Linked DNA regions of Homo sapiens: region 1 is linked to region 2. Evidence: chromatin contacts called from ENCODE Hi-C data. All regions are on one chromosome and are shown on one strand. Each heading gives the region's core, a stretch centred on a gene start or an enhancer-like site at or near the end of the contact. The rest is flanking DNA. Distances are from core to core; before and after follow the strand shown. Region 1 holds the start of CNOT10 (CCR4-NOT transcription complex subunit 10). Region 2 holds the start of SLC4A7 (solute carrier family 4 member 7).

Evidence for each region. Hi-C counts contacts between places; a loop is a spot of excess contacts on that map. Pooled maps may share reads with other maps.
Region 1: a map of B cell shows a loop between it and region 2 (23-fold over the local background). The contact joins the promoter of CNOT10 here to the promoter of SLC4A7 in region 2. A Hi-C loop is called at or near these places in 3 of 168 maps with a recorded cell type or tissue (B cell, CD8-positive, alpha-beta T cell and naive thymus-derived CD4-positive, alpha-beta T cell) and 6 of 50 pooled maps.

What each region holds. Positions count from the first base shown.
Region 1 is chr3:32,683,229-32,687,470 of GRCh38, reverse strand. It overlaps CNOT10 (CCR4-NOT transcription complex subunit 10), which reads right to left and starts at 2,283. Exons shown (of 19, transcript NM_015442.3): 1 at 1,989-2,283. The coding sequence starts at 2,010. RefSeq lists a silencer at 2,173-2,482.
Region 2 is chr3:27,481,823-27,486,139 of GRCh38, reverse strand. It overlaps SLC4A7 (solute carrier family 4 member 7), which reads left to right and starts at 1,756. Exons shown (of 26, transcript NM_001321103.2): 1 at 1,756-2,073. The coding sequence starts at 2,014. RefSeq lists enhancers at 1,098-1,227, 1,706-2,482, 2,498-2,557, 2,588-2,797, 2,958-3,017 and silencers at 1,358-1,837, 1,868-2,227, 2,258-2,327.

The sequences.
Region 1 (4,242 bases), core at 1,034-3,533, 5.2 Mb before region 2:
CAAAAAAAAAAAAAAAAACAAAAAAAAAAAACCGTGAGGACTTAAAAGGAGAAAGAAAATACAATAAAAATTAAATAAAAAGAATGATGACTTGATGCCCAAAGCATGTACAGTCTTAGAAACTTTATAGGAAGGGGAATGACAGGATTCAATGAATGTCTTAGGACATAAAAAAAGCGGGGGGCGACAGTGAGGAAAATGGATGGGATAGGAAGAGACAAGAGACAAACACCAGTGAGAAGACTACTCAATGCGACATAGATCATATTAAAAGATAAAGGCCAGAAACACAGCAGATGAGATGGAGATGAGCAGAGATTCAAAGGAGCTACACTAAACACTCATCTATTTTATTCAAATTTAACCTTATATCAAAGCAGGAAGTTTCCTTCAATATGGCCTATAAACTTAAACCAATGAAAAAAACAGTCCCCTAATCACTGTGGACCTTATTCTTCAACTACACACATTACACAGCTCTTACCAAACAGGAGTGCAGCTAGGATATGCCTGTCTCCTCCAACAGACTGAACAGCAGGTCTTCAAAGGCAGGGAGTGTGTCATATCCATTATTCAACACTCAATCTTTGCGAATGAATAAATGAACAAGTAGAAGGCTTTATGACTGAGGATTTGAAAACTGGATGGGCTTTAGGTCTAAAAGGGTGATTTCGGGCAAGCGCAATGGTATGAGCAAGTAGGAATGGTAAATGTGGGGAACACAGACACTATTCTAAAATAAGGAGGAAGATGTTGGTCCCCTGGTCCAGCCTTGGACAGGCCATGCCGTTTTCCTGTCTAATAGTCTCTCCCTCATCCACCTTTCCTCATTTCTTATGGCTCATTCCCTCACTTCTTACATATCTCTGCTCAAATATCATCTCACCAGAGGCCTTCCCTGAACAACCTATCCAAAATTTCACAGCACATTCCTTATACCCTCTCAAGGCCTTTGTTCTGTTGTTTTTCTTCTTAGATTATTGAAGAGATCCTCTAATGATTTTTATTCCTCTGTACCTAAAATAGAATTGGCTTAATTTCCAAGTGAAGTTCATTTGTCAGTTATTGTGACCAGAACCTACTAAAATCCACAGCACACTGAGTTTTTCTTTAATTTTAAATTAAATTCACTGTAAAAATTTTAAGTTCCATCACTTTTAAATCCTGTCACTTAAGTTCTTTCCAATAAAACCTGGATGCCACAAAGAATATGAATTTCTTGCGGGAAACATTCCGGACAAGGTCAGGAAATAATTTTATATTCCTTAATGTGGAAGATTCTAGGAATGGGAGCAATAATCCATAAAGAAAACCATTGAGATTAAGTAATTTCGAGGAACTAGAGCAATTAAGTACCAAATGCAAGATTTTAGGAGCACAGACTGTAGAGAGACAATAGGATTTTATGCCTTTTTAAATAAGTGGTTTACTTTGAGAGGCCAAGGCGGAAGGATCGCTTGGGCCCAGAAGTTCGAGATCAGCCTGGGCACCATAGCGAGACCCCCGCCCGTCTCTATCAAGAAAAAAAAAAGTGGTTTTTACAAAGTTAATTTCACAGGAGTCAATGACCAGAGGAAGCCACATGTGGTCAAAACAGCCCAGGTGAATCCCAGCCTCAGCCACGCGATATTATAGGCAGATGTGTGCTCCAGGGTGACTTTCTCTTGTCTGCTTTTCCCACGAAGAAGCGGAAAATTCTGCGAAGCGGCAAAATACATTTAAGCTTTTTGGGCCGGAGTTATTCTGAAGAGCAGGGCAAAGGCGGCCAGTGGCGACTTCAAATACTGCACTTGAGTAAAACAACTATTGGACCCGGGGCCCGAAGACTCATGTTAGCGACAGCCGAGACAGAGGATGGGGTAAAGAAATGCACGCCCAAATTCAAGTCGCCCTGGAGTCCCCACCCCGGGCCCCGCCGCCTCCGAGTTCAGGGTCCGCCCGGCCCCGCACGTCCCGCCGTCTCGTCGCTCGGGACATTGGCGCCCTACCTGCAGGCTTGTCTGCAGCCATCTTCCCGCTTCGACTCGGGTTCTTCCCTGCAGGTGGCGTGGCCCTGACTCCCGCCGCCGGGCTGGCCGCTGTCCTGGACCTCCGAGGACAACTCTGTGCCTACCCCGGCTCCGGGCCCCCAGGTTCCGGCTAGAGGAGTGGGCAGACGGCGGGCTGAGGAAGTGACGAGAGCTAGTTCCCGTCGTCTAGCAACAGCAACAGCTTCCCCACCAAGGGACCGCCACAGCCTCCCGCCATACACAGCTTCCGCCTCACGGCGTCCCGGTACCCACTACTTCCGGGGGCGGCAGCCTGCCGCGCCTGGAGCGCCGGCGTGGGAACTGCTACTGGCCCCGCCCCACGCCGACGTCCCCTCCGCGCCCCGCCTCCGGCCGGACGTACTCTGGCTGGAACCTCTGGATGTTCACAGGGCTGACGCGGTGGGACGTACGCGCGTCTGTCCTTTGCTTACTCTAATTAAAACACCGAGGTGTCAGAGCTTTTGTCCCTCAATGTTACATAATATTACAATAACCACATCTGACATTTATGTGCTAAGCACTGAGCCCTGCACTTGGTCTGTACTATCTCATTGATTTCTTGCAACCCCATGAGAGAGGCGCTGTTGAGGATTCCCGTTTAAAAAGAAACGCCTTTTATTTTAGAATAGTTGTAGTTGTGCAGAAAAGTTGCAAAGATGACACCTAGAGTTCCTGTCTCCTCACCTAGTTTCTCCTATTGTGAACATCTTAATTATTTTACTATGTTACGTTGATCACATCTAAGAAACCAGTTTGATTGGCGCACTATTACTCACTAAACTACACATTTTATTCACATTTACCAGCTTTCTTTCAATGTCCTTTTTTTGTTGTTGTTCCAGGATCCTGTCCAGGACACCATATTGCATTTATTCATTATGTCGTCTTAGGCTATTTTTGGCTGTGGCAGTTTCTCAGATTCTTCTTGTTTTTGATGACCTTGACAGTTTTGAAGAGTTACTCCTCAGATATTTGGTGGAATGTGCCTCAATTTGGGTTTGGCCAATATTTTTCTCATGGTTAGACTGGGGTTTTGGGTGTTTAGGAGGAAGACCACAAGGTGACTGGCTGTTCTCATCACATAGAATCAAGGGTACATGCTGTCAAAATGACATCACTGATCATGTTAACCTTGATTACCTCTCTAAGGTAGTGCTTGCCAGTTTTCTCTACTGTGCAATTACTCCTCCTACCCTTCCACACTACTTTGGAACCAAGTCAATAAATGCAACCCACACTCAAGGTGGGAAGGCGGGGTATTTAAGCTCTACCTCCTGCAGTGGGGAGTATGTACATAAATTATCTTCCCCAAGGGAAGTTTGCCTCTTCTCCCTCACTTAGCTATTTATATCAGTATGGACTCATGGATGTTTATCTTATAATGGTTACATTCCAATACTACATTATTTTGTTGCTAAAATTGTCCCAGCTTTGTTAATTGGGAGATTTTTCAGGTTTGTACCTGTTTTTTTCTTTTTTTTTAACTTTTGTTTTAAACTTTCTTTTAAAAAAGTATTTGTTTTTGGCCGGGCGTGGTGGCTCACACCTGCAATCCCAGCACTTTGGGAGGCCAAGGCAAGTGGATCACTTGAGGTCAGGAGTTTGTGACCAGCCTGGCCAACATGGTGAAACCCCGTCTCTACTAAAAATACAAAAATTAGCTGGGCGTGGTGGTGTGCACCTGTAATCCCAGCTACTTGGGAGGCTCAGGCAGGAGAATCCCTTGAATCCGGGAGGCGGAGATTGCAGTGAGCCAAGATTGCCCCACTGCACTCCAGCCTGGGCAACAGAGTGAGACTCTGTCTCAAAAAAAAAAAAAAGTATTTGTTTTTTCTTAAACTTTTTAATTCAGGCTAACATACACAAAGAAAAGTGCATGAATCATAAGTACAGTGTATTGACTTTTCATCAACTCAACACATACATATAACTAGCACCCAGAGAAAGGGCAGAGCTTTACCCATATCTGGGAGTTCCCCTCATGCCTCTTCCCATCTCTCCACAAAGATAATCATTATGCTGACATTTAACACTATGGATTAGCTTCACCTGCTTTTAAACTTAATGTATATACATTATACAATATATTTTTTAGGGTCTAGCTTCTTTTGCTCGATAGTATGAGATTCATTGACATTGTTGAATGAAGTTGTATTTGTTTCTCATTGTTATATATTATAATGTTACATTATGTGAATATTCCTTAATTTAT
Region 2 (4,317 bases), core at 507-3,006:
CTAATTGTAGGCCTCTTTACATAGTAGCTATTAATAGAGGCACATCTGCTCTTGTACAAGTAAGTGAACAATGTGTGCTGGACTGGAAGTAACTCTCTGGGAAATTTAGGACAAAAGGGGACTAGGGCCCAAAGAAGGAATGAGTCATCCAGCATACCTAGCTACCTATTGCTGACAAAAAGCTTTACTAATACCCAGTTGGAGATGAATAGGATGTGAGCTCTGGATCCGCTGATGTATTTATATATCCTTCCATTGCATGGCTTCAGTTCTTCCCAACTAAACCTCTCCTTATCTTTTTTTATTTTATTTTTTATTTTTTTGAGACAGGGTCTAGCTCTGTCACCCAGGCTGGAGTGCAGTGGCGTGATCTCAGCTCACTGCAACCTCTGCCTCCTGGGTTCAAGCGATTCTCCTGCCTCAGCCTCCTGAGTAGCTGGGATTACAGGTGCCTGCCACCATGCCTGGCTAATTTTTGTATTTTTAGTAGACACGGGGTTTCGTCATGTTGGTCAGGCTGGTCTCGAACTCCTGATCTCAGGTGATCCGCCCGCCTCGGCCTCCCAAACTGCTGTAATTACAGGCGTAAGCCACCGCGCCCGGCCAAATTTCTCATCTTTATGAAACACTCAAGAGAAACCTGTTAACAATAATGAAAATTATCAGCATGCTATGTGCCAGGCACTTTTATGAATATAAATCCCCTTAATCCTTCAATGAGCCTGCATGGCAGGTATTACAATCATCCCGTTACAGAAGGGATATTTGAGAGACGGCCTACAGGGTGGACTCAATAATGTGGCAGCTGGCCGGGTGTGGTGGCTCATGCCTGTAATCCCAGCACTTTGGGAGGCTGAGGCTGGTGGATCACCTTAGCTCAGGAGTTCGAGACCAGCCTAACCAACATGGTGAAACCCCGTCTCTACTAAAAATACAAAAAGTTGCCGGGCGTGGTGGCGCGCGTCTGTAGTCCCAGCTACTCAGGAGGCTGAGGCAGGAGAATAGCTTGAACCCAGGCAGCGGAGGTTGCAGTGAGCCGAGATCATGCCATTGCACTCCAACCTGGGCTGGTGCAAGACTCTGTCTCAAAAAAAAAAAAAAAAAAAAAAAAAGTGGCAGCTGTCGTGGTGCTCAGTGGGCGAGCAAGCACAGGAGGACACCTGGTCAAGTGTACCCCATCTTTCACGGTCCCTGAGTTGGGGTTCGTGCCTACTGGATTGACAGAAAAGAAACTTCCAGGAGTCGTGAAGACTCGTTAGTTGCTTCGGAGGGTTATCCTGGGCGTCCTTGACAGAGGTGGCGTCCTCCTTCCCTGCAGCCTCTAAAGAATGTAGTTAGGAGCCAAGGGAGGTGGTGACCCCCCACCCCATTGAGAACGTCAGGGGAGCTTCCGACTTGAAAAACTAGTTAGACGCTCAGCTTCGGTCAATTAAGCTTATACAAAGAGGGGCGGTGCGTCCTGAGGAGGTGGCACGGGGGAGGCGAGCGGAAGTCCGCCAGCCGCCGATTGGCTGGGACAAATGTCCGTCCCGCCTCCCTCCCGCCCCATCTCCCGGTGGCCTAGCGGCGCGGCCCGCGGGCGCGCTGAGGAGGCTGGCGGTGCCAGACTGGCAGGGGGCGTGACCCGAGGAGGCGGGGCGGGGGGGCGTGTCTTGCCTGGCCCCGGCGCCGGGCTCGTCACGGTTTGCGGCTCCGCCCCCGAACCCCTCCTCCTACGCGGCTCTCCTCCTTCCCGCTCGGTCCGCCGGTTCGCTCAGTTCTAGCTTCAGGTTCCACGCCGCGGCCTCGCTCTCCTACTAAAGCCAGCCCAGCAGTCGCAGCGCGCACACGCACGCCCCGCGTCTCCCGCGCCCGGCGCCCGGCTCTCCCCACGCGCGCACACCTCGCGCACGGACGCACCCACGTTTGTCCTCGCGCGCCGGGGGCTCGGCGGCGGCGGCAGGGGCAGCGGCAGAAGCAGGCAGACCGCGCGGGGCAGTACCGTAGCGGCCGTCACGGGCTGGCCGGCCGGCCATGGAGGCTGATGGGGCCGGCGAGCAGATGAGACCGCTACTCACCCGGGTAACGAGCAGGGTGAGGGCGCCGCGGCGGTGGGGCTCCTCCGCAGGGGGAGGGCGCGGGGCGAGGCAGACAAAGGCGGGGGGCGCGGCGGGCGTCGCGGCTCGGCCACCTCGTCCCAGGCCCGTCGCCCCTCCACCTCCCGGCGGCCGGCGCGCCTCGCCATCCCCTTTGTGTGGCGGCCTGGGGCGCGGGTGGGAGGGGGCCAGCGGCTGCGCTCGGGAGGCCCGAGTCGGGGCGGCCGGCGGCGCGCCGCGGGCATCCTCTGCGCGGCTCAGGCGGGACCCCGACATCCCCGCAGAGGCCGCCTGTGACCCCGACCATCCATCCCTTCCCTCAGCGCTCGCCTCCCCTGTTTCTTAGCGCGCTCCCCAGGCGGGGTCCCGGTTCCGGTTGCCTTGGCGCAGGAGTTTCAGATTAGCCCTCGAAAACCTATCTTTCTTCTCCTTCTAAGGAGGACGGCGGCTCCACCTGTCTCTAGCCCCAGGCAGTGGTGAAGAGCTGGTTGAATCTTTCCCCCTCTTTCCGAGTGTCCCCTCCCGCTCCGCGGTGCGCTTTGTTCGGTGAGTTCTCCGGCCGCGTGGACTGGCCGCGCTCCTTCCCGGCCAAGGCTCTTTCGCTGTTGCCTGCCGGGTCCGCCTTCTCCACTGGCTGGGACCCGGGGAGTATCCTCCTGCCGCAGGCCAAGTAGAAGGAGGAGGGTGTCCTGAGCTGTCTGGTGCTCCTTCTCTAACTCAGCTAGCAAGATCGCGTTTCCTACTGAGACTGGCTTTGATTTCAGGGTTAGAAGAGAATGGGGATGGACTTAAGGCCGGTGTTCCCATTTGTGATGATGGGTGAACGGCCCATGCTCAAGAAGCGGACTTCCTGCTTTCTTTAGAGCACATGCGTCCCCGCAGTTGTCTCTTTCTCCTTTCCAAGTTCGTGACTCAAAGGAGATGGAAGTATTCTAAATTTTCCTACTTCTAATTTTTACTATGCAACCAGCAAAGGCGGGAAGGTTGCAGGGAAAATTGTCCGGTCTTTCACAACTAAGAGGAAAATTACTTCTCCTATGTTTTTATTCAAGAGTTGTCTTTAAAACTGCCTGCCGGCTTTCCCTTTTAACTTTTAGGATTATAGTTAAGGTTATGGAAAGTAGTCATTCATTAGTTCAGTACGTTCATATAAGTTCTCTAACATAGAAGAAAACTCAGTCACCAGACAGTGAAGTCATTTAGCAGTGGTTATTGGAAGATAATTCACAGTGATGGTAATGGAATACTGGAAACTCATCCTAAATAATCTGTAATTATTATTATTATTATTTTGAGACAGAGTCTCGCTCTGTCGCCCAGGCTGGAATGCAGTGGTGCGATCTCGGCTCACTGCAACCTCCTCCTCCCAGGTTCAACCGATTCTCCCGCCTCAGCCTCCGGAGTAGCAGGAATTACAGGCACGCACCACTATGCCCAGCTAATTTTTTGTATTTTTAGTAGAGACGGGGTTTTGCCATGTTGTCCAGGCTGGTCTGGAACTCCTGACCTCAGGCAATCCACCCGCCTCGGCCTCCCAAAGTGCTAGGATTACAGGCGTGAGCCACCGCGCCTGGCCTTCTGTAATTCTTTGTGTAGCCTTTGAATAAACTGTTTTATAGTACTTTCTCTGTGTATTTCAAGTATGATGTTGTCTGTTCTTAAATTTATTTGCAAATTTTCAATTGAGCAGTAAAGTGCATTCGAGTTTTCACGGAGCTGGATAGAAACTATGGTGTGTTCTCAAATATTGCCTGCCTAGCTAGTAGAGAAAGCATGTGATAAGGCCATTGCCCTCCAAGTTATTCATTCATTCATTGTAATAACACTTATTTAGACTAGTGTTTATGCTATTTAAACTATTATTTACACTATTTACTGTAGTGGCCAACAAGGCAGAACCAACTCCATCCTAATATTTATTTATTTATTTTTGAGACGGAGTTTCGCTCTGTCACCCAGGCTGGAGCGCAATGGCCTGATCTCGCCTCACTGCAACCTCTGCCTCCTGGGTTCAAGTGATTCTTCGGCCTCAGCCTCCCGAGTAGCTGGGATTACAGGCATGTGCCACCATACTCGGCTAATTTTGTATTTTTAGTAGAGATGGGATTTCACTGTTGGTTAGGCTGGTCTCGAACTCCTGACCTCAGGTGATCCACCCACCTCGGCCTCACAGAGTGCTGGGATTACAGGTGTAAGCCATGGCACCCTACCCAACTCTATCCTAATAGAAGTGATATTTGAG